Linked DNA regions of Homo sapiens: regions 1 and 3 are each linked to region 2. The links are chromatin loops, found by intact Hi-C in ENCODE. Cell type or tissue: A673. All regions are shown on one strand. Links, peaks and the distances in the headings refer to the core of each region. The heading gives the core; the rest is flanking DNA. Region 1 overlaps TAFA2 (TAFA chemokine like family member 2). Region 2 overlaps TAFA2 (TAFA chemokine like family member 2). Region 3 overlaps TAFA2 (TAFA chemokine like family member 2).

Region 1 (10,294 bases), core at 5,295-10,294, 180 kb after region 2:
ATTAAAGGTTAGATTTGGGTGGTACAAGGTGAAGAATTATGACACATTCCTCAACCTCAAGAATTTCACATTCTAGGGAGGAAGTCGACAGAAAGGACAATGACCAAGATGTGTTCAAGTGACAGAATAGAAGCATTATATGCTTCTATAGAACTTGGAGAAATCTTTATAGAACTTGGAAGAATCTAAGTAACCATTAAATCCAACCCTCTCATTTGCCATAGAGAAAACTGGTGATGAAAATGATCAGTAATTTTTTTCCAAGGGCTGATAGCTATCTGTGGCAGTGTCAGAACTGGAACTCATTATTTTTGACTTTTAGTTTAATAAACAACCTTGACAGAAATTTCTTGTTCCTGAATAGAGGTTTTACAAGACTGAGGCAGGACACTCGGTTTGGCTCCACGCATTTTTCTCTCCTCTATGGTCTTACTTCAGTGCATTGCCATTTTACCTCTTTGTTCCCCAAGAATTTCAATGGATTTATTCTTTTCTAACTTCTTACTTTTCTCAAAGGTCAAGGATTTCCTCTTTTTTTAGAGAGAAATCTAGAACAAACTTCCCTTCTGATCTTCTTTTCTCTCTTACTTTTACTCCATCTGGCTCCCTACCTGATAATTCTTCCTCGTTATATCCCACAAAATGCTAACCCTGCCACCTTCTCAATCCCTGACTGCCAGTTATTCAGTCTGCTTTTTTCTCTCAGTTCACTCCGGTCTGCCATACCATCTGCCCAGTGAACTTGATGCAGATTTCATAAAATGCAAAGTAAAATATTAGCTACAAACCCTGAAGTTCACCTTAAAGACTAGGTAATCAGCTGCTAGGAAAAGACAGTAAGCAAGGAAAATCATAGCTCACCCAGTTTTCCTAGTAGTGTAACATGGACTCTGCTCCAAGGTAAAATTCACCAATGTGCAGTAAGCTTGATTTCAATTCCATGTATTGATTTTAAATTTTTTTCAGTACTATACAGTACCTGAATTTTTTACGAATTTTCATATTTGGGATTGCATTGGGGAAGAAGAATAGATACATCTTTTTCAATAAGTACCACCGTAGCCATAGCTCAAAAATTAGATTGAGCTTAGAGCTTAGTTACACAAGTCTGAGTGTTTTGGGACAATACAAGGAAAAATCAGGTTCATTCCATTTAAAGCCTTTCTTGAGAATCATCAGAGAATCCCAAAAATATTATACTTCAAAGACTAAAGACATCATATTCAAGGGTTTTGAGAAAGTTTCTAAGTGTGTAGCAATGCTAATATATACAGTTATAATCTTTTAAAATACATGCAAAGAAAAAATATTCAACTTTTTTATAATCTAATAAACTGAACTTTTTCAGGTTTTATTAAACATATGTGTTTTTTAAATAATCAAGTACAGTCAAAGAGTTTTAATTTTGTGGAATCTTCTATGGTGGCAAGAATTTAGAAGCCTTACTTAACTCAGAAGGGTGAAAATGAAATCAATAAATATCTGAGCATATTAGCTATACTAAATAGCATTTAGAATTAGAATAGCCAAAAAAATTTAGTATCATTGAAGCCAAGAACAATGGTATCATGGTCAATAATGTTTCTGAAGTTAACAAAAAAAAAGCAAATCCCAGTTCATGATAAATTACAAAAATGGTAATTATGTAGATAAGAATAAATGGCTTTAAATTCCCTAATGAATGAGTCAAGTTACTGACAAGAGCAATCAAAATATATTCCATATGTGATTAACAACACTTAAATTTGACATTGACAAATATTATTTAATTTATACAACAGTAGAATCACAAGTGTATGTAGTCTCTAAGTCTCCAGGTTACAATAAATTATGGAAAGAATGAGAATTTCAGTCAGCATGCTTACTTTATTTTTGTCCTTGACCTTTTGCCTAGAATGTATTTGTTAATTCGGGTGTAGGTCAGAAAAACTGGTGCCCCCCGCCCCCTGAGTCTCTCTCTCACATACACACACGCGTGTGCACACACACATAATTAGAAATGACACTTCTTCACAGAATTCTCCCTTCGGCATTGAAGAAACATATAAAGCTACACTCTATCAATTTGTAACTATGTAACTACTGATCCCATCTTCCCATTAAGTTTATTAAGTACCTATTAGATGCCAGACACTATGCTAAACATTGAGAATCAATAGAAATGAGATATACATGGGTCTGCCTCACAGAGCTTACAGTCTAACAGATTCAGTGGAATGAATTGATATCATTCCTCTGCTATAAGCAAAGCTATTCTATATAGTAGAAACTTGTAAACACTTAGAAGAAAAAAACTGAGTAAGATTTAATAGCATGACTATTACGAACTATATTAATCATACAACTTGAAAGAAAACAAATTGCTTCACTCCCTCAGACTGACATGTCTAAATCTAATCTCAGTTTATAATTAATACACCAGCATAAGGAAACATAAGAACTTCCAGAGCATTGATAAAACTGATGACGAAATATTTCATCCAGTGAACTGAGCTTGTGACATGAGGTCCTAGACAGCAGTAGAATAGAGTCACGTACCTTAGCTATGACACCTTCTGACATTAGCCAAACTGGCTTAGGGTGAGAAAATCCTTCTAATATATGAAGATAAGAAGTTCAAACTTCCTAAATCATAAAGTATTATGTCTTCAATCCTATAGGAATCACTTATGGAAAGTTATTTAAGATTAACAGGGCAAAATTTACAAAAAGGAAGAGATATTCATTTTAAAATTGTAAGCCCAATAAATACACAAGGAAAGCTTCATCTTTTCTCAAGTCCATCCCCCCCCCGCTACACATAGTAGCTACTCAAGTAGAACAAAAACCTAGACATTATGGCCAAAATTTTGACATCTAAGCCCTAAAAGGAATAAGTCACTATTGAAATTCCAAAAATAATTTGGAGAACTAAAATTGACTTTGTATACTAGAATATATTGATATATAATATAATGTCTTAGTTATGAAATAAACATCTCTTCAAACTGTAGGATGTAAACCAAACTTGTATTAATATGTGAAAAACAATTTCTAATTTACGTATTGGAGGAAAAATATGTTCTCTAAATGGAAGGTTAAAAAACTAAGCAAAACACTTACAAATTCTGTGCTCCTATGAAAGAGCCTATGAGAAAAATGTTTGGAGTCAGTGACCAGGTTTGAGCTGCTTGCCACAGGGAGAAACCTGTCAAAGGGGTAAGAGTTGAAGGCTTCCCACCTTTTCGAATGTGCAGAATAAAATTTAGTGATAAAAATGCTTTCTAAAGCCATGCAACTCAAACCATAGTCCACGGGCCAACAGTATTCAGCTGGGAGCTTGTTAAAAAGGCAGAATCTCAGGCCCTCTTCCAGAACCTTCATTTTAGCAAAATTTCCCTGGTAATTTGTGTACACATAGAAGTTTAAAAGGCACTGTTATGAGGAATAAGGCATTCTGGGACTACAGAGCCTGTTCCAAATATTTTGCATAAATTTAAACTTCTGCATCTACCATTTGTGTCACCCTCCATTTGAGGACAGACCTTGTGAGCTAGAATCAATCCACTGCATTACATACCTCACCTCAAATATATTCTATAATATTTTTCTTCACAATCCATTTCAACTCAAATATTTAACTATTTTAATTATTTCTTTTCAGACCTATACTTCACAGCTATAAATAAGAATGACTAAGAAGAAAACATACAGCACAATACATTGTTGAACCATTCCTTCAGATTAATTTCAAAACTCCAAGTAATATACTAAAATGGTAAATATCATGAGGGCAGATGTCTGCCTTTTTTGTATACTAAGATAGCCCAAACACCTAGAGAGTGCTTTCTATGGACTGAATGTTTGTGTCTTCCCAAAATTCATATACTAAAGCCTAAATCTCCAATGTGATGGTATTTGTAGGTGGGACCTTTGAGAAGTAATTATATCATGAAAGTGGAGCCCTCATGAATAGTATTATTGTCTTATAAGAAGAGACATGAGAGAGATGATACCTGTTCCCCCACCCCACAACCACCACATGAGGGTCTAGTAAGATGGTGGGTGTCTACAAGCCAGGAAGATGACCTTCACCAGACAAATCTGCTGGTGCCTTGATCTTGAACTTCCCAGCCTCCAGAATTGTGAGAAATTACTGCTTATTGTTTATCACTCAGTCTGTGGTTTTGTTTTTGTTTGTGGTGGTAGTTGTTTTGATACAGGGTCTTGCTCTGTCAGTCAGGCTGGAGTGCAGTGGCACCATCACAGCTCACTGCAGCCTCAACCTCCTGGGCTCAAGCAAACCTCCCACCTCAGCCTCCCCAGTAGCTGGGACTACAGGCACTTGCCACCATGCCCGGCTGATTTTTGTATTTTCTTGCAGAGACAGGGTTTCATCATATTGCCCAGGCTGGTCTCAAACTTTTGGGCTCAAGTGATCCACCTACTTCGGCCTCCCAAAGTGTTGGGATTACAAGCGTGAGTCACTGCACCCAGTCAATCTGTGGTATTTTTATCACAGCAGCTCAAACTGACTAAGACAGTGCCCAATAAATACTTATTGAATAAATGAACAGACTTTTCCAAGGATTATAAATTCTCAAAATTCATACATAGATTTTGAATGAATATGTTTAATTATCATATAATATATGAAGATTATTTATTTTCTAGCCTAGTTGATCGAACTAATTTTATTTCAGTGACTATGAAAGCCATCAGTAGAGCAAAGACATGTAACCCTAAAAAACCTGAGACCCATGACCTATCACAACTTGTTTTATAACAAAACAGCATCATGCAGATAAAGCAACATTACTAAATTATAAGATTAAATCTGATTCAATTTTATGTCCCAAGGTCTATAGCCTTTAGTCATCACCATAATCATCATTATCATCATCTTCATCATCTCCATCTCAATCTTACAAAGCTGAAGAACCCAAATAGCAAGCTAATGAATTTTAACCACTCAACAAATGACGGAAGGAGCAAACATATCTTCAACTAGAAAAGTATAAATTTTGACCCAATTCTGAATGTATATTGATAAGCACACCAATCATCAGTCTAAAAGGGGTTTACAATAATGCTTAAATGCATACATATCTTAGCAGGAAACAACTGTCATATAACAGATTACTTATCTATTGGAAAGTATATATGAGGTATTTAAATGCCAGAAACTATCTGCTAGATTTTCCTTGACTTCCTAACTAAAAGGGAAGCTCCTTAAGGTTAAATATGTCACGCTATATTATTGCACTTCCATGCCATGATACTTAGTGGGTCTGAACACACGGGAAAAAAAAAATTCTTTTTTTTTTGAGGCATAGTCTCACTCTGTCACCCAGGCTAGAGTGCATGGTGTGATCACAGCTCAATGCAGCTGTGACCTCCCAGGCTCAAGTGATCCTCCCCCCTCTCAGCCTCTCAAGTAGCTGGGACTACAGGCACACACACCCATGCCTGGCTAATTTTTTTTTTTTTACTTTTGTAAAGGCAGGGTTTCATCATGTTGCCCGGATGGTCTTGAACTCCTGGGCTCAAGTGATCCTCTTGCCTCAGCTTCCCAAAGTGCTGGGATTACAGGCATGAGCCACCGTGCCTGGCTGAAAAAACACTTTATTTTAATTGTCTTAAAAACTCCACTGAAGAAATATGTTGCTGAGAAACTGAGGCACAGAGAAATAAAGTGGTTTTTTCATGGCCACATGGTTATTTATTGTTAGAGCTACAAAGCATCTCCAGAGCTCTCGCCACTGCACCACACTGGTTTTATAATAGTCAATTTCAAAATTTATCTGCTAACCCAAATAGCAAGCTAATGAATTTTAACCACTCAACAAATGATGGAAGGAGCAAACATACCTTCAACTAAAAAAGTATAAATTCTGACCCAATTCTGAATGTATATTTATAAGCATGCCAATTATCAGTCTAATAGGGGTTGGCAATAATGTTTAAATACATACATATCTTAGCAGGAAAAAAACTGTCATATAACAGTCATTAGATTTAGTCCAAGAACTAAACTTTTAAAAATTAGGTTAAGTTTTTTCCTTAAAGTTTTCCAAAATGGGGCCTCTGTTTTGTGGAGGATGAGATTTCAATGCCCTCTCATTCTCCCCTTGGCCTTTGAATTGCTTCACTGAAATGTGGATCGTCTACCTCTTTTCTCTTTCTACACTGTGAAAAAGAACTAAAGTTAGAGCTATTTCACTCAATTTGACTCAACTTTCCAAAGAAAATACAAACAAAGCTGGAGAACCCAAATAGCAAGCAAGACCAGTTCACAGCTACTGACTTGTCTGATAGCCATTTCTGAGAAATTTTCTGAACACTCTAGCACCAACAAATTTGAGTATGCCATTTACCATATAACTATAACAAGGTAAAACTAAACTAAGAAAGAAATGGTAACAGTAACCAGGTTTCCTACTTTAAATAAAATAGTACTGGACAGTGCCTCTGTGAAATTAGAACTGTCTATAAGCTAGTAATGATAAAAATATAAGTATAAATGTTGTTTTTCTCAAGTAATATGAATGGCCATTTCTAAATTCTTGACTGATCTGAAAGTCACAAATTCATTCCATCAATATATAATGCCCTATTGTTTGTAAGGTCCTGGAAGGCCTGCCCTCTCAAAGAATATATTTTAATAAAGTCTCTTTGTTCTATCACTAGGTGGAAGTTTGCTATTAAAATTCCTATAACCACATAACCCTTTTAAAACCATGGCAGAGTTTTCAGATATAGACAATAATTTTGAATGATCAGTTTTTTGTACCAGAAGGAATCTGTCTCCTCATAGCCCAGGACATTCTGGTTTGAAAACTTTAATTCCAAAGCACAAATGCACCTTTACAAAAATCTTCTGTTCTAGTGCCCACTATAATTTATTTTCAAAGACTTGTTTATAAAGAGCTGCATAATCCACCCAAAGAAAGTCAAAGTGTTTTTCTTTATTATTAAACTCAACAGAAAGTTCCATGTGCAGCTACAGGAGGCCATAGGCAATTAACACTGAAAATTGAAAGGTTCAGAATGTTTGCATGACCTTTAAAGGGCAACACCGTTGCCCATTCACATGCATGCAATTATGCAGTGACTAGTTTGTAGCAGCAAATATATATATATTTATTTATATTTAGTAAAACAAACCTTGCATTCATCAAAAACTACTTTGAACTTTCCAGGCTTCATGTAGAGAGTTAGCTTTACATAGTACAGGAGACTTGTTCAGCTGGTTCTCTTCATTTTGTCAAATTACTAAATTCAGCCTATCACCGTAATTGCTAGAATGCAACATTATCACATTATTGAATCTCTCTGTAGAGTTTCCAAAATCTACTGCATAAAGCTACGTTTAAAAGAAGCAATATAAATATAAATTTAATTGAATGACTATGTTTGTACTATTGCTGGGGAAAGGGAGATGTAACTTTGCTAACTAGCCATTCAGGGGAAATCATAAAACAATTACAGCTACTATGGAGTAACTTAGGAGATTGAAGGAAGTGATTAAAAGGACTTTATCTAATATAAACATATAAGCTCTGATTCCTTAGTTATATATCTCATACTCCACATGAACCACTGAACAAAATAGAGTATTCTTCTTACAGCTTAAATATTTACTCTTCATCTGATTTCAAGTAAACTAGAAACCTTATGTTTTCCAATGGCAATACCAATCAATTGCCTAAGTATTCCACTGACTAGCTTGCCTAATATTACAGCACAGGATAAAATCCAACATATCCATGTGGTATACACATTAGAAACAGGTGGATTTTGGAAAACTAACATAAATTTGGAGTATGATATCAATATATTTCTGGCAATTTTGTAGATACCATTTTAAACGAGAATAGTACACGCCAATGTAATACATAGTTTGTGCATTGACTATGGAGGTGTATATTCAATAAAGACAGCAGCACACAGATATGTTCAGCGTTCAAAATGTGTCAAAATTCCCAGTTGTAGTGTCAATAAAAACATCCACAGTGTCTCCGCATTGAGGACAAAAATGATTTTTTTTGCATTTGTAGCCTAGTAAATAAAAGTATCTCCAAAAGAAAAATTCATGAGAAAAATAGAATGTATTAACAATGGCTCAAACAGTAAAACTCAGTTATAAATGACGTTGTCACACTATGCATACAGTTGTACTGCAAGTCAAATCATGGAAAATAGTGGAAAAACTATGCACCTATAAAGGCAGACATTCTACAAAGTTGTTCTGATCACCCTGTTACGTAAAACCAGTATTTTACATGGGTGTCATTTAAAGCATATGTATGTATGTATGTATGTATGCATGTGCATATATGTATAGATACAGAGATTATATTGTTAGGTACTACAGAGAAATATATTTAAATACTTTCACATTCCAATATGTCTAACTTATCCTCTTAAAATTTCTGTAAGATTAAGAAGACAAGAATTGTTTATTTCATTGACGACACTGCACTGAATGAATCACTGCACTGAATGAACAAAATCAGACCTTCTAAAAATTACCCAATAAGTCAGTGGCCAATGACAATTAAAAAACAGAAACTAACTTCTATGTCTCTGTTTGCTGGGCTCACCTGTCAATCTCCTGTTTCAGATTGTGCTCCGAACCTAAAGTAAAACTGTTTTCTAAAGACTAATGGTAACTCAGTGTGAAATTATTTCTTCTCTTTCGATGGAATAATTAAATAGTTCAATATGCTCAAAGTAGTTCAAAATAAAGTTAACCAAAGAATTTTCAAATAAGATGGTAAATTCACCATATTACATGGCATTATAAAATCAGTGGTCCAAAAGCAGGCTATATCATGTGAAATTTTGTGTAAGCATGTGGCCAGATATGAAGTTGATGCAGCTGGTTTGGCCTTCATATCTAGCAGCAGGCTGTGTTAATGCATTTCTTCTCTTTGTTTCGATGAAGCCCTACTAATAACAGGTTGATGAATTGCATTTGCAAATGTCAGGCATAGATCAAAGGGGATGACGGCTTGGATGATTATTTTACCCCAAGTTGTGATTTTTCACCAAGAAAACAAAACTGCATTGCACAGTAAGGTTCCTTATTTTTACTTGAATCTTCAATGAACAAAACAGCTGCAGAAAAATGTGACTTAATGAGGCATCCCTAATAAAATACTGCAGAAGTAAAAGCAGGGGCACTGAACTGTTTGCACTCTGGTTGTTTCATCTTTTCAAATATATTAGAAATAACTGATGACACTTTGGAACATTCCTTGTTTGGGACATGCATTAGAGAGTTCGTCAGTAAATGTTCATCAGTTTGCAGTGATTGCTGAACTTTGGTGCAATCTGACAGGACCTTTTCTTAGGGGCCAAGATAAGAAATGACTGAGAAATCCTGAAGATACATATCTTACCCTTCCTGTATAAGGTAATCCATAACTTGCAATTAGTGATAAATCATCCTTAAATGTGTATTTTAACACAAAAATACATTTAAAAATGATCATCAAAATACTACATTGAAGACACTGGATCCAGGACTACTAACATTTTCTGATAAAATATAAAATAATTTTTAAATTTTTCTACCACCCTCTAAATTTTATCATTTTATAAATTTTTAAATAGGAAAACTGGCCATATCTAAAAACATATTTTTACAGCCATGTCATCACATTTTATAACTTGGTGGTTAGTAAATACCATATTGCCATCTCTAAGCAATATGTAATCTATTTTTACATAAATCCATAGGCAACTCAATGAATCTTCATTCTCCAATTTGTCATTGTTAAAATAGCTAATATTTTTCTAATGCAATATCACATATACTTAGAAGCCTTAATTCCCCTTTAGCAGAACCTGTAGCATTATATAGGCATTTGCTTTAATGTCAAAAATTCTGGGTTCATCTTTAAGAGACACATATCGTAGCACTCTACATAAATATGAATTCAAGCATCCTAAAGTACTAAATTTTTTAAAGGCAAGAAAAGAATCAAGATTTTCACATAAAAAAAAAAATGCCTAATCTGAATAAAACAACACACTAAAGCCATTTGCCTCTTAAAAGATTCCCTGTGCCTAAGTATTCAGTTGGCAGTGACATCAACCTCACGGACTTTTAGTATCTATAAATAATACAATCCAACTTTTTTATTGAAAATTAGGAAAATGAAAATATTTATAAGCTCCAGTGTGGTAACTGATGGCCTTTAAGTGGCTACTGGTGGCTTTAAAAATTAAGATTCTAAAAAGAAAGGTCAACTCAAACAATTGACTCAGGATGAGATTCAAAACAAAATAAAGTAAGGAAAGAGAC
Region 2 (10,411 bases), core at 2,673-7,672:
TGTATTTAAACATGCATAAATATGTGCACACACAAAAAAATGTACAAAGGTGTTTAAAGCAGTATTATGTGGAATATCCCCAAGCTGGAACAATAGAAATATTCTTCCAAGGTATAATAAATACATTGTGGTATATTCATATGATAGAATACTATGCAGCAATGCAAATAACGTATTGTCTTTCATATCATTCTCACCAACATGTTAAGCAAAAGAAATAAGGTTCAAATAAGTTTATACTCTAAGATTCCATTTATATAAAGGTCCAAAGCAGGTAGGATGGATCTATAGTGATAGGATGCAGAATAGTAATTACCTGTGGGAGAGGGACATGAGAATAACTTCTAGAGTACTAGCAATAAAAATATTTATAGAAGTAAAAAGCCACAGGACCAATATCATTGTGCTCCACTGCTCTCTTCCCCCTGCCTATTGAATCAATGTAATTTATTAACATTCTACAGAAATAACAAAAGGCAGGGGAAAGAACATTGTAGCAAAAACCCTGAACTTCCTTGAGGTTCCACTGCTGCTTGGAACTAGCTACAAGGTTATTTAAGTTGCTAAAATTTTTTGTTCCTTCTCATCTCTAAAATAAATGTATTGAACTGATCTCTTTTATCCATTCAGCAACACAATATATAGCAGCAGTCCCCAACCTTTTTGGCATGAGGGACTGGTTTTGTGGAAGACGATTTTTCCATGGACTGAGGCAGCAGGGAGTGGTTTTGGATGATTCAAGCACATTACATTTATTGTGCATTTTATTTCTATTATTATTACATTGTAATTAATATATAATAAAATAATTATACAATTCACCATAATGTAGAATCAGTGGAAGCCCTGAGCTTGTTTTCCTGCAATTAGATGGTCCCATCTTGGGGTGATGGGAGACAGTGACAAATCATCAGGTATTAGATTCTCATAAGGAGTGCACAACTTAGATCCCTCACATGCGCAGATCACAGTAGGGTTTGTGCTCCTATGAGAATCTAATGCTGCCACTGATCTGGCAGGCGGTGGAGCTCAGGCGGTAATGCAAGCAATGGGGAGCGGCTGAAAATACAGACGAAGCTTCACTTGCCCTCCTGCTGCTCACCCCCTGCTGTGTCGCCCAGTTCCTAACAGGCCACAGACAGATGCCCATCTGTGGCCCAGGGGTTGGGGACCCCTAATATATAATGATTCACATTATATATCAAAAGTAAATCAAAAAATTATAACTACAGCTAATTAAAAACTATGTAAACATACAGATGAAAATAAGATATTATGCAGCACTATAATTAGCTGCTGTTAAGTGATGATGTTGTAGAGAGGTTTTAATACAAATAAAACTTGGAATCAAAGATCCCATGATAATATGAACAAAACAATGTTACCAAAAAACAAAAGCCAGATGGTTTGATCACCAACCTGGAGGACCTTAACCATCCTATGCCTCTCTCTTCTGTGGAACCACATCGCTTGTCCCCTTTGTCCAACCAATGAGAAAACTCTTCAGAGACTGGTGATAATATGGTGGGGAAGGTCACTGCAATTAGGTCCTGTAGTGGCTTATGTTTCACTGCGTTTTCATATAGCCTAGGACATAGTACTCTGTATATTGCATGTATTCCATAAATATTTCTAGATTTATTTATTTGGAATAATAAAAAGGGAAAATTTCTGTGAGACACATATTTGAATCATAAAAGACCTTTTTTAGTTTCTCCTTTCCTTACAAATAGCCCCCATGTAACCTCAGTGTTCTTTCTCTAACTGAAATCCTGGCTCCCCGCTGAGCACCCTGCCTCCCTTGTGTCTCAAGTATTGGCTTTCTCTCATTTTTGCGTAATGGGCCTAGCTACAAGTGAGGTGCACTCTTTGCTTCTCAAGATAGCTTCCCGATTATTTTCCCCATCTCTTCCATAAAATTTCCTAGCTTAGACTCTCATGTCATCAGATTACATCACTCGCAAACCCTCATTGTTGACATAGTCTACTGATACCTGTGTCATTTCCACTTATTGCTTGACAATTTTAGCTCCTGGTTTACTATGACTTTCTAAAACACAACCCCTATCTTAATTTTTGGCTATTTCAATTCACATAGAGATAGTCCTTCCAACACTCTGGCCCCTTCCTGAATTTCTCTCTTCCAATAATCATATCATACTCCCTATTCTAGCTTCACATTCCCAAGTCATATTCTTCATTTTGTTGTTACCTATAAATCGTCTAAAATTTAAATTTTATGCATCCACCTCCTGGGTTGCATCTTTCTATCTTTCTACCTTATTCCTTCCAGTACATCAATTCACTCTAAAAATGCTTAAACCCCACAAGTTCTTGCAAAGCATTAATTCTACCAATTTTTTATGTCCTTCACCCATCTGACATCCTCTCTACCCTTCTTACTCAGATTAAATTCTATTGCCAGTCATTGGAATTACTCCCTTGCATACATCCTTTACTCCTTTCCCCTCTCACCACCATCATCTCTCACCACCATCATCTCTCACCTGGATTACTGCATTAGTCTCCTAACAGGTTCCCCAGCTTCTATCTTTCTCCATCTACAGTCTATTGTCAACATGGTAGCCAAAAGGATCCTTTTAAATGTAAATATGGACCTGTCATTCACCTATTCAATACTCTCAAGTGGCTTCCATCTCACTCAGAGAAAAACCAAAGTCCAAGCAATGCCTTACAAAGCCAGCCATGAACCGCACCCCCTTATGTCTGATTTCCCCTCCTATTCTCATCTGCTAACTCAATCCAGGAAGTTAAACTGGGCCCCTCACTGTTCCTCTATCCCATTAGACAAGCTCCCACCTCAGAGCCTTTGCACTGACTATTTCCTCTGCCTAGAATGTTCTTACCCTAGATATACTCTCTTGACTTCCTCCTTTGCCTTCAAATTTTGCTTAAATCTCAGCTTCTGAATGTGGCTTACTCTGAAATCCAATTTAAAACTGCAACCCATCCACCTCAGCCTGGTACTCCCAATCCTTCATATCCTGCTCTATTTTTCTTTTTACCACTGCACTTTTAAATGTCTACTCTACTATACAATTTGTTTATTTATTGTGTTCATTGCTTCTCTCCTGTCTACCACCACTAGGATTTAGACTCCATGAGGCACAAAGATCTTAATCTGTCTTGTTCTCTTATATATTCCAAGTACCATGAGCAATGGCTAGTATATAGATGTACAATAAATATGTTTACATAATTTAAACATAAATACATTTCTATGTGTGACTTGCTGGATTTCAAAAGAAGCAGAACCAGACTTGAGTAGACTTTCACATTTTTCATTTCCCATTTTTCACAAGAAGTGCATGCAAAAAAAGGAGAACGTTTCTAATTGACTCATATGTTACCGTCTAAAAGTTAATCTCTACATTTGCTTCCCATACAGAAAAAACATTCTTAATTGTAGATCCACAAGTCCATCTATAAAATCACTTTTGGTTTATAGTTATCTGAAATATTATATATTATAAATGAATAGCAGTGACTAAAATCATTACAATATTAAGCAAAAATACAAAATAAATAAATTATAAAGGTATTATTTTATCTTAAATACCAACACTTAAGAGCAGCCATACATAATTAAAGAAAGTGAGAAGAAAGATGAAAACTTTTATGCTAATTCTGCAGGAAACTTCAAGCCTCTTTTAAAGTTTTAAGAAATGAGGTATTTGTTATGTCTATTTTCACTTCAAAGCATGGCTTTCTTTGTCCCTGTTACAAGTGGATCACCAGCACTGCTCTGATATGGTTATATTCTTTTCAACTCATTTAAATGAAATAAAGAGAGAGCTGGAAAGGTGTTTCTGATATTACTAGGCAATGGCTAGAAGAGAGATGAAGCAAAAAAGGTGTTAAAAAGAAGAAAAGTTACTTGAGCTGAAAATAGCTGCACTGTAAAGTAGGAACAAGCATCTAGTCTCTGCTCAGATATGAGTAAAGAGAGGGAAAAAAATGAATGTCTCCAAGTTTGATGGGGAATGTGATAGGGTATAAATTGTCTTTAAGATAAGCGGGATGGGCAAGATATAGAACTACTATATGACCCAGAATTTCCTCTGTTGGATATGTACCCAAAGGAAATGAAATGAGTATCATATAGATATCAGTGCTCCCATATTCATTGCAGCATTATTCATAATAGTCGAGATATGAAAACAAAATAAGTGTCTATCGACGGGTGAATGGATAAAGAAAATGTGGTACAGATACATAGTAGATATTAATAAGCCTTAAAAATGAAGGAATTACATCATTTGCAACAACATGGATGAACCTAGAGAACATCACGCTACATTAAATAAGCCAGAAACACAAAGAAAAATAATGTATGATCTCACTTATTTGTGGAATGTTTTTAAAGTCAAATACATAAAAACAGAATAGAACAGTGGTTACCAGGGATGGGGTGAGGGGGGTAAACTACATGGAGAGATGTAGGTCAAAGAGTTCAAAATTGCAGTTATGTAGGATGATTAAATATAGAAAGCTAATGTGTAAGATAAAGACTATAGTCAATAATATTGTATCATATACTAGAAATTTGCTAGAAGAGTAGAGTTTAGGTGTTACCACCAAAGAAAGATAACTATGTGAGGTGACGGCAGTGTTTATTTGCTTGACTGTAGTAATCATTTCTTTACTATGTATGTGTATATCAAAACATTATGCAATATACCATATATATACACAATATAAATGAATAAATGAATGAATGGAAGAAAAGTTCTAATTTTATTGCTATCGTCTCCACTTTAGCCTTGCTTCTTCCTTCCTTCCATTTCCAATGAGATCTTAAATATAGATTATTTGTGACTTCAGAATACAGATATGTTTCTGGAAATTCATATAGAAAATAATTTAATGTAAAATAGAGGAAATGCATGTTTAATTCAGTTACATGCATATAGCATTTTCTAGCTTACTAGAAACTTTAATATGAAATTTTAGCATGAAAGTGCTTTCATTGACTATACACCACACATATTATAGATAATCTAGTTCAAACTATTCATTCTGAGAGCAGGAAAATTAGCACCAGAGAGGATCAATGTTTTCTCTAAGGTTATAGGGATAAACTAGAAAGCAGGTTCCCTCTCTGTCATCCTGCTTTCTTTCCATTAATCCACAAAAATACTATATGGATTTTACAGATAAGCAAAGTGAGGTGTAGACAGTTCATTTGCCCTAAGTTGCACAAATAGTAAGTGATGCAACTCAAGTTCGATGTCCTTCTGATTCGTATATCTGCCAATGAAAAAACATGTCTGAGAAAGAAATAACTGCAAAATCCAAAAATAAGTCTTAATCTACCCTCAAATCATCTACTTATTAAAATTTACAATTCATCATTTTCCTATCAAGCTCTATTAAGCAAAATAAACTTCAACATTTTCATTTTTATAATACTATGAAGACTCATAGCACAGCTTTATTGTATTTCTTTCTTCTCTCAATTTATTAAAACTACTTCAATCTCTCTTAGATGATTTGAACAGTATAAAATCTACCCTGGTGATGGTAGTACTGACTAGATCCTAAATTTCTTTCCATTTTGATGATACTTTTGTTTTGTAAACCAAGCACATGAGATTTGAAAGTTTATCAGTGGTTTGTTTTGTTTTGTTTTTGTTTTTGTCTTTAAACCTTCCTATTTCATCACTGCTTTTTGTTGACAAAGGCAAACAGGGTTGTGAAGCGTGCCCTCTGCTGGTAAGAAGAGGAAAATGGTCATACTTCAAACCAAAGCGCTCCTATAAATTTCACGTGGATAGCAGATGTATCTAAAGATCCGAAATAGAGTAGCCTACAAATGATTGATTTAGAAATAACTATCATGTTATAATAACATAATTATATATAATATCATATACACTTAAAATGGGAGATAAAATAGATTTACAAGGCACTGAATAGTAATATTTATATTTGTTCCAGCATTTTATGTTTGCTTTACTACTAACTAAAGTCTAAGAGAGGCTACAACTAGGAAGAGAAAAGGGAAATCATACTCAGATGGATGGAGCCACCCAATGTTTTTCCATATTTTACCGAGGAAACTGTCAATAGTTTATCAGCTTCAAATATCAATTGCAAGCACTGACATTGTCATTTAAATGGAAGTCACCAAATTCAGTGACCAATATATCTTCTCCCCAACCCATTTTCTATCACAATTCATTAGTAAGCCCCCATCAACCATTTTAATATCTCCTTGCAAGGAAAAAAGGGAGACAGATCCCTAACTCATCACAAATGTTCATTACAAGTGTGTGCTTCAGACATCTGCAAGTTACTTAAACTAACAACTATAAACTTATTATAATATTTCTTATCTCATAAGACTAAATGGACTATATATTTCTTTTTATGAGGTGTTAAGAAATGAATCTTGCCTGTGAAGCATGATTGAAGGAAACTCTGGGAAGGGTGATGAAGATGCGTCCTGTGTGATCTGTCACCTGGCCACCTCTCTACCATTCTTCCTGGCCCCCATGCTCCTTCTGCTCCAGCCACACTGACCGCTTCCTATTCCTGGAGCATGCTGAGCATGTCATCTCCCAGGGGCTTTTGCATTTTCTGACCCCTATGATTGTAATGTTCTTTACACACATAGACACACAGCCTCGTCTTACAGCTCATTTAGGGCATAAATGTTCCAACATCAAAAAGACCTTCCTTTATTACCCTATACGAAATCACCACATCCTCTTACCCTGATCTTCATAATATATATTACTTGTTACTATCAAAGTGATTTTGTTTTATTTATAATCTGTATCTTCCCACGAGGAAGCAAGCTTTGTGAAGCAGAGACTTAACTTATGTGGTTCACTGTTCTGTTCACAGTGACTGGAAGAGAACCTAGTTCATAGTAGGTCATAAATATTTGATGAATGGATAAGTAAATGAACTTATCAGGAACACTACAGAGATAATTTCTGCTTTGAATGGGAGAGTGATCTAATGACTTCCAGGGCCCCATTCTGTAATTTTATAAAGATAGCTCATCTTGAAAAAACAGACCCCATCTTCTTTCTTTTGATTGCTAGTACTACACTTTCAGAAGTGTACTTTTTTTAAAGTTTTACTTTCTTTTAAATTGATACATAACAATACGGGGTACAGTGTGATATTTACATACATGTATACACTGTATAATGATCAAATCAATGTAATTAGCAAATCCATCACCTCAAACATTTATCATTTCTTTGTGGCGAGAGCATTCAAAATTCTCTCTTCTAGTTATTTTAAAATATACAATACTTTATCATTAAATATAGTCAAGCCTACTGTCCAAAAGAACATAAGAACCTATTCCTCCTAATTGGAATTTTGTACCCAATTGCCAACATTTCCCCATTCCTCTATCCTTCCCAGCCTCTGATAACCACTATCCTCTCTACTTCTATGAGATCAGCCTTTTAAAATTCCACATATGAGTGAGATCATATGGTATGTGTCCTTCTGTGTCTAGCTTATTTCACTTAACATAAGGTCCTCATAACTCTTTACAAAGAAATAAAGTATAAGCAAATCAACTAAATGAATTTGGGAACACCATGAAAAAAGTTTGATTGGATGTTTAAATAATTCATTGCACTACCATGTAAGATATTTTTTCTTCTTTGTTACTGTCATTTCCTTTTGATCATGTATTTTAAGACAAATAAAATACAGCAACTATAAATAATCTATAAAAATATCACATTACTGGAGTTGATTAAGTGGTTAAATATCAAATATTTCACATAGTTTCTATACTTTTTAAAATTAACATTATAATAGAATAATGTTTTTCAAGAACTGAAAAGGTAAAGCAGTAACAGGAAGAAAACAAAATTTAAATGTGTAAGTATATGCTAGTACCTACCATTTTTTTGTTATGATACTGCCAAACTCTATTAAAAGTATCATCGCACAACATAACATCTTCTAAGTCTAATTCTAAGTCTAATACCTATGATATTCTATTTAAAATATTACTACTATAACACCCATCTTTGAGATGAACACATTTTAGGTATGCTTGTAATCCCTAAGGAATAAGCAAAATAATGAAATTGGTAACATGTCCAAATATTCCTAGCTGACTTTCTGGCATTGCTGTCTGTCTGGATGCATCAGGATTACACACAAGAAAGATGATTGCAGTTATTTGGTGTTTTGACAAATGCCTGACACTATCCATTTTATTGCCAACATTTTAGGCCCCTTATTGCACATGATGAGAGAACTGACCTTTGAAAGAAAATTGTTGGGTCGAATAGAGAAAAATCAAATGACAGAAATTGATAGAAAGAGGACTGTTGTGCAATCATACTTGGATCATCTCAGATGACGAACTTTTCTAACTAGTAAATTTTTGTAACTTAATCATGTTTACCAGTGAAAATTTCCTATTGTAAATGTACACACATTACAGGAGGGAGAATCTTTTAGCCCATGTAAGTCATTTTTTCAGAACAAAAGCAGAGCAATGAGAACTTCAGTATCTGGTCACACATAGAATCATCATATTAAACACATAATTTCAGGTGTTTATAGCATTTTGCAAAACACACTGCTTAAACAAATTATTTGAAAGTCAGTTAAGTGAATTTGGGGGGCATCATAAGGCCAAAAGATGATGCAGGTCCCCTTATTTATAAAATCATCATGTTCTCTTTTACTAATCCTTCTTATATTGGTTCCAGTAACAGCAGAGAAAGCTCAACTTTCTTAGATGTATTCATTTATTCATTTAAAAAGCATTTCTTAAGTGTCTACTATGTAGCAGGAACCAATAGCTGCTGGGAATTTGAAGATTATACATAATCCCAACCTCTTTAGAGCGGACAGAAGATATAACATGGCACAGATGATTTCCGATTTGTGTTTAACATTACCACTATGAAACGCTCTCAAAGAAAAGTCAAAAGGACACTAGGCATTTAGACACGAGCAATTCAGAAACACTAATTTGGCTTTATCAGATATAAAAAATATATAATTATGTGAAAGTCTAATATTATTTCAAGTGACTAAGACATCCAAAGTGACACATTACGTCATTCCATCCATTTATTACTCACAGAAAGTAATCAGAGAATTCTATTCCTTGTTTTGCAGATGAGGAAACCAATATTCTGAAAACTTGTGACACATACAAAGTCAAAAAATGAGCAGTTCTTAGATATGAACTCCTAGTCCATGTTTTCTTCCATGATAATAATTATCCAACCATATGGAATAAACTCATCTTCCTTCCCTTTCCGTCTTCAGACACTGATAGGAATGCCTTGGTGACAAAGTACTGTGTGTTTAAATAATTCAACATTCTTTGAAAACTGCCCCCAAATAGCTACTCCCCTGCCAGAAAAGAATAAAGGAGACTGGTCAATTGAGGTAGTCTCATAACATATTTAAATGTGCCTAAGAAACACACCATTCTCCATTAGCTTTTACATTTTTGTACTATAGGTTTACTTTTCCAACATTCAAAATATCTACACAAAAACACTAATTTGAAACTGTAGTCCCTCTCCCTCTCCCTCTCCCCCTCCCCCTCCCCCTCCCTCTCCCCCATTTCTTTATTTGGTCTCCCTCTGTTACCGAGGCTGGATTGTACTGCCGTGGTCTCGGCTCGCTGCAGCCTCCCTGCCCCGGGCTCCCGTGGTTCTCCTGCCTTGGCCTGGGTTTGCCAGCGCGCCGCCATGCCTGACTGGTTTTTGTATTTTTGGAGGAGACAGGGTTTTGCCCTGTTGACCGGGCTGGTCTCCGGCTCCTGACCTCGAGTGGTCTGCCCACCTCAGCCTCCCAGGGTGCTGGGATTGCAGACGGAGTCTCGCTCACTCAATGCTCAGTGTTGCCCAGGCTGGAGTGCAGTGGCGTGATCTCAGCTCGCTGCAACCTGCACCTTCCAGCCGCCTGCCTTGGCCTCCCAAAGTGCTAAGATTACAGTCTCTGCCCAGCCGCCACCCCGTCTGGGAAGTGGAGAGCGTCTCTGCCTGGCTGCCCTGTCTGGGAGGTGAGGAGCGCCTCTGCCCGGCCGCCCTTACTCTGGGAGGTGGGGAGCGCCTCTGCCCAGCTGCCCCGTCTGGGAAGTGGGCGCCTCTGCCCGGCCGCCCCGTCTGGGAGGTGAGGGGCGTCTCTGCCCGGCCCCCCCGTCTGGGAGGTGAGGGGCGCCTCTGCCCGGCCACCCTTCATCTGGGAGGTGGGGAGCGCCTCTGCCCAGCAGCCCTTCGTCTGGGAGGTGGGGAGCGCCTCTGCCCGGCCGCCCTTCGTCTGGGAGGTGGGGAGCGCCTCTGCCCGGCCGCCCTTCGTCTGGGAGGTGGGGAGCGCCTCTGCCCGGCCGCCCTTCGTCTGGGAGGTGGGGGGCGCCTCTGCCCGGCCACCCCGTCTG
Region 3 (9,661 bases), core at 4,662-9,661, 120 kb after region 2:
TTTGCAATAATTCACAATAGTTTTAATTTTGCTATTCTAGAATGCTTCCAATTTTGTTTTCTAAATATAAAAAAAAAGTGGTGCATTTTAGGAACTATGTTTTAGTAAATTAGATATTTAGATCTGAAATTCCACATATTGACTCACAGTATTCAGCCTGGGACCCCACATATTTCCAACAGATGTGTTTAGGCTGATTATTTAAATGCTCAACACTTCAAATGTTCCAAGTATCTTATCTGTATTAAAACTGGTTTCAGTACTGTCTCAATTTTTTCTTTAGAAAATATATAAAATATAATTTAAGTGAGCACCAAGAAAATGTAGTAGAATGAGTCCTATGTTTCCTTTTTTATGTGATAGACACAGATAACCTGGGAATGAGTTCTTAAAGCTGTTTTTCTTATAACATACAATCTAAACATGCATTGATAAATAATATAAAAATAGCAACAAAATAGAGCCTGCCATGCCAACTCTTAAAATATAGCTAAAAACTGAATTTCCTTAATATTCATCTATTTTGGGAACTAGTTCATCTTTTTTTCCTCTTTGTACTTCAGGTGCACAGAATTGGATTAATAATAATCCGTGGCTTATAACATACTCTCAGCATTGGTAATTGTATGACCCACTTTTATCTATTTGGCCATTTTTAATAATGTGATAAGTACACATGAATTTTCCCAAAACAAATATTGGGGCTCTGATTGCAACCCACATTCAACTATGCAGTCACCTCATATGACATCCCTCTGAATCTTCAGATTTGAGGCAATAACCAAATTTCATCCCATACTCATTATTCCCTTTATTCCCTTGCTGTTGTACACAAAGAATAATTACATATATATGTATCTAAAGGGATATTTTAGTTTTTAACTCTATAAAATGGTATCATTAATTTTTTAGAACTTGCTATTTTTGTGCAGTATTATATTGCTAAAATTTATTCATATTTGTAAATGCTGTACTTCATTCATTTTACTACTGTGTCATATTTTAATGTGAATATACCACAGTTTATTCATCCACTCTCCTACTGATGTCTATTTAGATTGTTTCCAGGCTATTCCATTCCAAGTGGCAATGATGTTAACATCTTTACACATATTTTTGTTGTATATGTAAATGAGTTTTATTGGATATCTAGGAGTATAATTCTGAAGTCATATGATATATGAATGTTCAATTTTTCCAAATTGTTTAATGTTTTTTAAAATGATTGCACCAATTTGCCCTCCAGTCAGCGAAGAACATTCAGTGGACCTATTTCCTCTCCAATAATTGACACTATCAGGCTTTTATATTTTCTTCCAAAAGAACAGTGTAAATTTATGTTGTATTATTATGTTTCTTTGTGTTTTCATGATCACTAATGGATGTGATATCGTGTAATAAACATCTCTTCATATGTTTGTTAGTCATATGAGTTTTCTCTTCTGTGTCTATTTATAACTTTTGCTACTTTTCTTACTGATTTGTAGATAATTTTTTGTGCTCTTAACACCAATCCTTTGTCCGTTATGTAGATTGTCAACTAGTTTGTGACAGTACTTCTCACTTTAAGACATCTCTTTAATGAACTAAAGCTTTTAATTTTAATATAGCAAAATATATGTCTTTTCTTTTATAGTTAACATGTTTTATGCCTTATTTAAGAAATATCTTTCTACATCCTAGACCTAAAAACCATTCATCTGGATTATCTACTAAGTGTTTAAAGATTTGCTTTTGATACTTAAATCCTTAATCTATATGGAGTTGTTTTTTCATGTAGTGTGAGGGAAGGACCTAGTGTCATGTTTTCATAGACATTTAATGAATTATTTACTCTTCAGGCATTGATCTGTAGTTACTGGAAATTATTATTACATTATTCTTAAAAAAACACTCCCAAATTTTACTACTTACATAAAATTCTAATTAGTTATATAATGTTTTCTTAAATGAAAAAAAATTTGCATAGTAGGAGTTGAGGTTACCAATACTATCAAATACAATCAGAATGATTATAAAAAGAAGAGAAACAAGAAGATGATTTCCCCGAAGCATCCCCAATCGTCTCAACAAGGCATATTTAAAAATCTGTTTTGACTAACTGGAACACACACAAATTCACACATACATATATACACATACACCATACACAAAAGTAACCACAATATGGGAAAGGCAAGCATAATCATTGCTCCACATATCCACTTCTATTTTCATTTTTGCATTCCTACTATGACATAATTTGTTTTACCTCATTTTTGTATTAGCTCTTTTGAACGCTGCTTTAAATGAAACCGAATTAACCTGTACCTTATAGATAAGTAGGTCACAAATGAAGAAAAGGCACACCAAAAAGTAAATTAATTGCCACATATCCACTATTTCAGAGGAGCTCTTGTTTCTCTGTTTCTGCTCCATCATGGTATGACTGCATCTCTGTAAAAGCAAAAGGGTTTGGCCGGGCACGGTGGCTCACACCTATAATCCCAGCATTTTGGGAGGCCGAGACGGTTGGATCACCAGAGGTCAGGAGTTTGAGACCAGCCTGACCAACATGGAGAAACCCTATCTCTACTAGAAATACAAAATTAGCTGGGTGTGGTGGTGCAAGCCTGTAATCCCAGCTACTCAGGAGATTGAGGCAGGAGAATCACTTGAACCTGGGAGGCAGAAGTTCTGGTGCGCCATTGCACTCCAGCCTGGGGAAAAAGAGCGAAACTCCATCTCAAAAAAAAACATTAAAAAAAAAAGTAAAAGTGTTTAATTTCCAAACCATTTAACAAACATCTATTAAACATCTACTATGAGAAAGTGCTGTGCTAGATACTGTAAAGAACAAAAATTTGCTCCACAATATAATCAGGGAGCCATAAATAAATCTAAAATAGGCCCATCTATGTCGTTCCACAACTGATATACCCACAAATGTTGACTGACTTCAACTACGTCTGTAATTACTAAGCACGTAAGAGGATATGGCATTGTACATTTCAATGGTCTCATTAAATAGGCATTTGTATTTCTTTTTAAAGATTCCATTTAGTAATTTCATTATGTAGGAAATTTAAAATAGAAGCAGTCAATAGCGGTAAAATTTTTAAACAACATCCATTTCCAGACATGCTTCAGACTATAATGTAAACATTGGCATAGAAAATGTTGAATATTACTAACATATTTGATGAAGACTTTTCTCCAAAACTAGAGAAGAAGAGAAAGTAAGAAATAGTCTTTCCAAACTCTTCCTTCGTGTGGTATGTACAGTCAAACACAACTCCAGCCTACTCAGTTACTTGGCTTTAGGTTTCCAGCTGACCCAACAGCATGACCAGCTTCACATAAAGGTATGAAAATCTATAATGCCCACTCCAGGCTCTCTATTTTCCAGTCTCTCCTGTTCTATCTCTTTATGCACTCCTGCCTTTACTCCAGAGTCTCTAGTGGGGTATCCCATCTAGGCCTTCCATTTCCAATGGCTGCATTATGGTTTCTTTATTATTATTATTATTATTTATTTTATTTATTTATTTATTTTTGGAGATGGAGTTTCGCTCTTATTGCCCACGCTGGAGTGCAATGGCGTGATCTCGGCTCACTGCAGCCTCTGCCTCCTGGGTTCAAGCATTCTCCTGCCTCAGCCTCCCGAATAGGTGGGATTACAGACGCATGCCACCAGGCCCAGCTAATTTTGTATTTTTAGTAGAGACGGGGTTTCTCCATGTTGGTCAGGCTGGTCTCAAACTCCTGACCTCCGGTGATCTGGCTGCATCATGATTTCTATGAACTACCCTAGGTAAGTTCAATCTCTCCTCACCTCAAGGTTCTGCTCAGTATCACATTCCCTATGAATCCCTCTTGGGGTCTTCCATGATAACCCCTACCTAATCTCATAAACATATATACACCAATATGAGGAAGTTAGAAAGACTTTATTCCTGCCGGGGGAGTGAGTATCATCATAAGGCTTTCAAGTCAGATATTTAAAAAGTATAGTGCCACAAAAATTTGCGCTTGTAGTCAGAGACCTCAGATTAAGTCCAAAGTCCACAATGATTTGTGTGTAACATTGAGCCAGTGATTCAACTTTACTGAGACTCAGTGACTAAATCTATTAGTTATGAGAAATAACGAATTCCCATGAATGCTGTCAGAAATTACATGATGTATGAGAGAGTATTTTTAAACTATAACGTGATCTAAAGTATAAGTGATTTTCATCTTATGGCAATGATTCAACCACCAGGAAAGATATTAAATTTGGCATCTCTCAAGATATTCTGTAGTAATAACCTGTTTCAACTATGCTAAGGATAGGACAGCCAACAAATTTGTGAGAAAAAGAGATAATTATCTAAATCATGCCTCTATTCAATCACTGACCCATTCATTTGAGGGTAAAAGCAAATGTAAGGTTCAGGAGATAGGACAGTGACCAAGGTAGACATAACCCCTGTTCTCATGGAGCTTATATTCTGTCCATGGTTCAAAACAACTAGAAAATGTGGGAAAGCTGCAAGCACAAGCATGACCATTGAATTCCCAGGTGAACATCACTCTTCCTGAAATCAGTGTCACCTTTGTATTTTACTGAAACCAGAAAGAACAGAGATGGAGCTTAGCAAATTAACACAGGAACAGAAAACCAACTACCACACATTCTCACTTATAAGTGGAAGCTAAATGATGAGAACACATGAACACACAAAAGGGAACAACACACACTGGGGCCTTTGGAGGGTGAAGGGTGGAAGGAGGGAGAGGATCAGGAAAAATAACTAATCGGTACTAGGTTTAATACCTGGGTGATGAAATAACCTGCACAACAAATCCCCATGACACAAGTTTACCTATGTAAAAAACCTGCACTTGTATCCCTGAACTTATAAGTTTTTTTAAAAGCCCATGCTATCTGATTTACCTCAATGAATCCGCCTGTGAGATCAGCATATGATCTGCTCCATCATTCTCAAAGAGCAAAAGACAAAGTAGTCTAGATGAAACCCAGGATGTTCATAACGAAAAGCCTAATGGAATATTTCTACACTTGAAAAAGTAGGATATTTCCTTCTGTTAGAGCAACACATCAGCTCTTTGAGGATAACAGCTAACACTCAGGCTCTAGGTGCTCCTTTAAGCATTGACTTTTTATCTCATTTAGCCATTACAACTCCAGGTAGTAGGTACTATCATTATCGTGTGGTTTTATAAATGAGGGGGAAATAAGGCATAAAGAGGTTAATAACTTGAGCTAGGTCACACAGTTATTTTCTGATGAACCCAAGATTCCAATGTATTACATAGTCCATATATACCCACCGTACTGCACTGCCTCTGTATAGATTCCTCTCAATGAGTGATTGATAACATACAAAGGGCTAGGAACCACTCACTGTTCCATATAACCCCAATCACCACAGAATTCATTCTAGGGCACTGGGTACATTGAGAAACACCATTCACACTGGCTTGGTGTGAACTGCACCGCATAGGGGTATGCAGCACACAAACAGCATAATCCCACACTGTGACCTGCAGCCCCATCATAAACCATACCTTCTTTTCCATGGCCTTTCTTATGTTGCTTTTCTACCATGGAGAACCCTCTTCTCTCATCTCAACATGCATAAAACCAGTCATCATCTAGCTCATATCACCCTTGAAGCTTTTCTAGGCTCTTCCAGCTACAGGTATCTACATATTTCTCCTCTGAACACCTATTTCATATTCACTTTATGGACATTTTGAACTACTGCTTAGCATTTAGATACATAACATTTTGTATTTTACCAAATACGCTTATATACTCAGCCACATTTAAGTTTATCGAGGACAGAAAACAGCTTTTATTCCCTCTCTCAACTGCATACTCTCTCTCTATGCCCACACTCCACACCTCATATAGCACTAGAAGCTCAATAAGTCTGTTTGGATAGTTGGTGGACTAATTGATTAATCTATTGAATAAACATTCACCTAAACTTAAATAATCTCCAAGAGTTGCTATCTCAGATGTAGGTGCACACACAATGTGTGGGCCTGTAAGGTAATAGACTGAAGAAGGGAATAAAAAAAAAAGCTTTCACTGGGAAATTGCCCTAAATATAAAAATCACAAGAAATGGAAATGTATAAGAATTCAATCTGAAAACTTTTAAAGGGAGAACAGGCTAACTGGAAAAGTAAGAAAAAAAAAGTGGTCAGATCTTTTCAGGATCTGAAAATCAAATGCTTCTCCTCATCATTTCTGTCATTTTTCTTCAGAAGATGTAATATATCCCCCACATTTGAAGTATATATTAAAATTCAAATGGTTAACACTTTATACTTCTTCATTCTACTTTCTCCCTCTCTCTCACACACACACACACATACATTCTGAACCCTCCCCCAACACACACACACACACACCTACCCCACATATTCTCAAATCTCCCCCACCACACACATACACACACACACACACACACACACACACACACCACCTTTTGAGGGAGAACTAGTTCTAAACCATCAAAATCGCTCCTGAGATTGGTTCATGAACTTGGGCTCCCTCTGCTGGGTCTGCAGCAGTACAACAGACAAGTCTGTAGAGTTAGGAGGTTACAGAACTTATTCATCAAATATTCTCCTGTTTAAACTCGAATTTAAGCTGACTAGCCTACAAGATGCAACAATTTGGAAACAGAAAAGATTTAGAAGTTGGATAAATTAGTAACAATAACTCAAGACAAGTGGTTTTTAAACCACTGCGAATCAGTATTTTTGCCCCTGCTTATTTCCATTTGTAGAAGAATGGTAGAATTCATCAGAGAATCGCAAAGATTGCAAAGATAATGATATAAAACTGTACAGAAAAAAAAGCTTCAAGAGATAAGCTCTGGATTACATATGTATTTGTCAGAAATAAATGCAGATGAGTATGACCAAAGGTCATATAAGGTCTCTAAGTAAGATTTCTGAGGAAGTTAAAAAAAAAAGGGAGTTAAGAAGTATTACTAAAAGAATACAAATCAAAGCTGTTGATAACATCACTGAAATATATTAGCCAACCCAAGAGTAGAGTATATTGAGCCTACAGTCACACACACCAAGAAATAAAAGAAAATGGAATCACAAAGTGCATTCCACATTTACTAAGGATAACAGAAATGTAACTTATACATCAAAAGGGAAATAGTAAATATTGATTGCTGTTAAAAGGAAATGTTATCTCTCATTGAATTGATTTGGTGTTTATTATAAAAGGAGAATGGTTAAATTGGCCTAAAACAAACCATCAGACCAGAAAAAAAGAATGAAAATAGATCTAAGACCTTTAAAAATTAGGAAATTATATATAACTGTCTGTAATATTATTTTCCTTAAGATAGGCTAGTATTCAACAATAAATACATCTTAAATCAATCCCAGCGTGATCTTGCAGAATCGTCAAATACACAGGGAATTGGATATTCCACGGCTTAGAAATTCCAGTACAGATATTGGCAGAACCTCTAGTTACTGGTGTAGCCAGCCCATATCCTTTCTCTATTGTCAAATAATGCACTGTTGTAAAGGGTCAATCAAGACTCCAGCCCATAACTCACTACATAATTTGAAATAGCCAGTGCAAAATGAAAATGCAGGGCCCCTTGTTCAAAAAAAGTACCAAGAATTTCAAAACAGTGAAAACGGAGCAGGAACCCAACCAAGTCAACTCTTCTAAGCACAGCTCTTTTAAGATGGGTGATAGTGAACTTTCATGTACATAGAAAGAGGTTGGGGAAAAAGCCAAAAAGGATTCTATGAGCACCTGAGTTGTAAAACAGACGTTCACTCCCTCTGCAGAATTGTATACCTTTTATTTTTTTAAAAAATTAATAATTACAGGAATATGATTGATAGGAATTCACCCTTCCCCTCTGGAGTCCTCACCCTTAGAAATATCCAGGGACTGACTGATTGAAAACAGAGCAGGAACCAAACCAAGCAAACTGCTCTAAGCACAGCTCTTCTAAGTATGGGGCCCTGTGTGACTACACAGATCACATGCCCATGAAGCTGGCCCGGCTCTGCCCTAGTTTAGTTGAAGGTTAGCAATAACATATCTTCATGCATCCCCAACCTCAGCATTCACAGACGAAGACACTCATCTTACCGTCGTGAAGAATTTCCTTTCAGAGAGACATCTTTACTAAAACGGTTCAGTTTAGTTTAGTTCCCAAATGCTAAACGGTTCAGTTTAGTTTCCCAAATGCTCACTGAACCTGTTAATAGGGCATATTTGTGTTCTGTCTATCCAAGTTTGGTATGAGAGACAGAGCACATGTTTAGAGAACCTAAGATAACTCCCGCAGATATTTTTTTTCTTTTGTTTCCTGTGAGGAGTCGCACAACTTAAGTTGTTAAAACACAATCTTCAGCGTCGAACTGCCTGGGTTCAAATTCCATCTCCACCACTGACCACCTGTATGACTTTGAACAAGTTACTTAAACTTTTTGTTTGAGTCTTTCTTTAAACTTTCTGAGTCTCTGTTACCACTAGCAGATAATAATAGTACTACTCATAGGGTTGTTTATTGGGATATACTGAGGCATTATTTATAAAGAGTTTAACTCAGTGCTTGGCATATAATAAGTGAATCTGATATTATCATCATATAATAAATTTTTTTCGCATATATTAGAATCCAGATCACGGAAAACCAGCTGGTTGTCTGTGGGCCACTTGGCATTTGAAAACCAGTTGTCTTAGTGTGGTTTAATGGATTATTCGCTATAAAATAATTTGAAATATAGCTCCCCATATTCTCCATATTTTAAAAGTCTTTATTAATTCATTGATTTTATAAACATACATTGATTCTCTACTCGCTGACAAGCATTATGCTGAATAGTAGGGATGAAAAGATGAAAAAGATTACCTTTCTGCCCTAAATGAGCTCACCAACCAGACACTTAAGTGGATAATTTTAATACAATGTGCCAAGTGCATCAGCTGTTGGGAGACAATTCTCCATGGGTGGCTCCCATTTCTGCACTTTCCAAGCAAAGGCATTAACATATATTTCGTTCCAGATTAGCTGTTCAGGAATGTTTTTATGTCAAACTGCCTTGGAAGGTAGAAATAGTGTCTCTTTCCAGGGCAGAAGGCAGGTTTGTTTTCTCACTAGGATAATAAAGATATTTTTTCTTTCCAGGGTAAAGTTTGAGCAGGTTTGCTGGCATCCTTTTGAAAACATGGAGGTTTCCAAAGTTTGAGATTCTTCCGTTGTGCCACAAACCCCCTCTATGTGCATAGAAGGGGAAAGTTGATATTCCATGCTGAGAGAATCAAGGTATGAAACAGCATAGTATGAATGCATAAGTATAAACGATGCAGTAATGCTGACAAATTAGAGATGAGATGAGAAGAGGGAAGAGATGACGCCGGAGAGCCACAGAAGGACAGAACCTTGGGGACTTTACAGGCCAGGTATAAACTTACTTCATAATAATCATTTAGCTAACAATTTTACAATTATAGCTCTTGAAAAGTTATGCCAGTTTTTGAACAAATCTTTCTTTTTCAGTAGAGAAATCTTTTCCCCCAAGATCCACTAAATAAATACACATAAGACATGATATAGTAATATTACAGTTTCAGGGAGACATGGTCACCCATGTACTTGACTAGCCAGAGA

Evidence for each region. Peaks named below come from ENCODE experiments on the same cell type or tissue, not always from the same donor. Only the 100,000 strongest peaks of a DNase experiment are listed, where the experiment ranks them.
Region 1: a loop joins it to region 2, with 4 times the contacts of the local background. A loop is called at or near these places in 23 of 110 quality-filtered maps.
Region 3: it touches region 2 in a loop (2.2-fold over the local background); 8 of 110 quality-filtered maps call a loop at or near these places.

Annotation. Positions count from the first base shown.
Region 1 is chr12:62,179,207-62,189,500 of GRCh38, forward strand. The region is part of intron 1 of TAFA2 (TAFA chemokine like family member 2); the gene reads right to left. Among named protein-coding and RNA genes, the nearest start is that of TAFA2, 8.4 kb to the right of the region's middle. In A673, for the core only: no CTCF peak of the experiment used is centred there; no DNase peak of the experiment used is centred there; H3K27me3 peaks cover 429 bases.
Region 2 is chr12:62,000,591-62,011,001 of GRCh38, forward strand. The region is part of intron 1 of TAFA2 (TAFA chemokine like family member 2); the gene reads right to left. Among named protein-coding and RNA genes, the nearest start is that of TAFA2, 190 kb to the right of the region's middle. In A673, for the core only: a CTCF peak has its summit at 5,708 (motif pointing left); a DNase peak (open chromatin) is centred at 5,721; H3K27ac peaks cover 490 bases.
Region 3 is chr12:62,117,336-62,126,996 of GRCh38, forward strand. The region is part of intron 1 of TAFA2 (TAFA chemokine like family member 2); the gene reads right to left. Among named protein-coding and RNA genes, the nearest start is that of TAFA2, 71 kb to the right of the region's middle. In A673, for the core only: a CTCF peak has its summit at 6,571 (motif pointing left); a DNase peak (open chromatin) is centred at 6,526.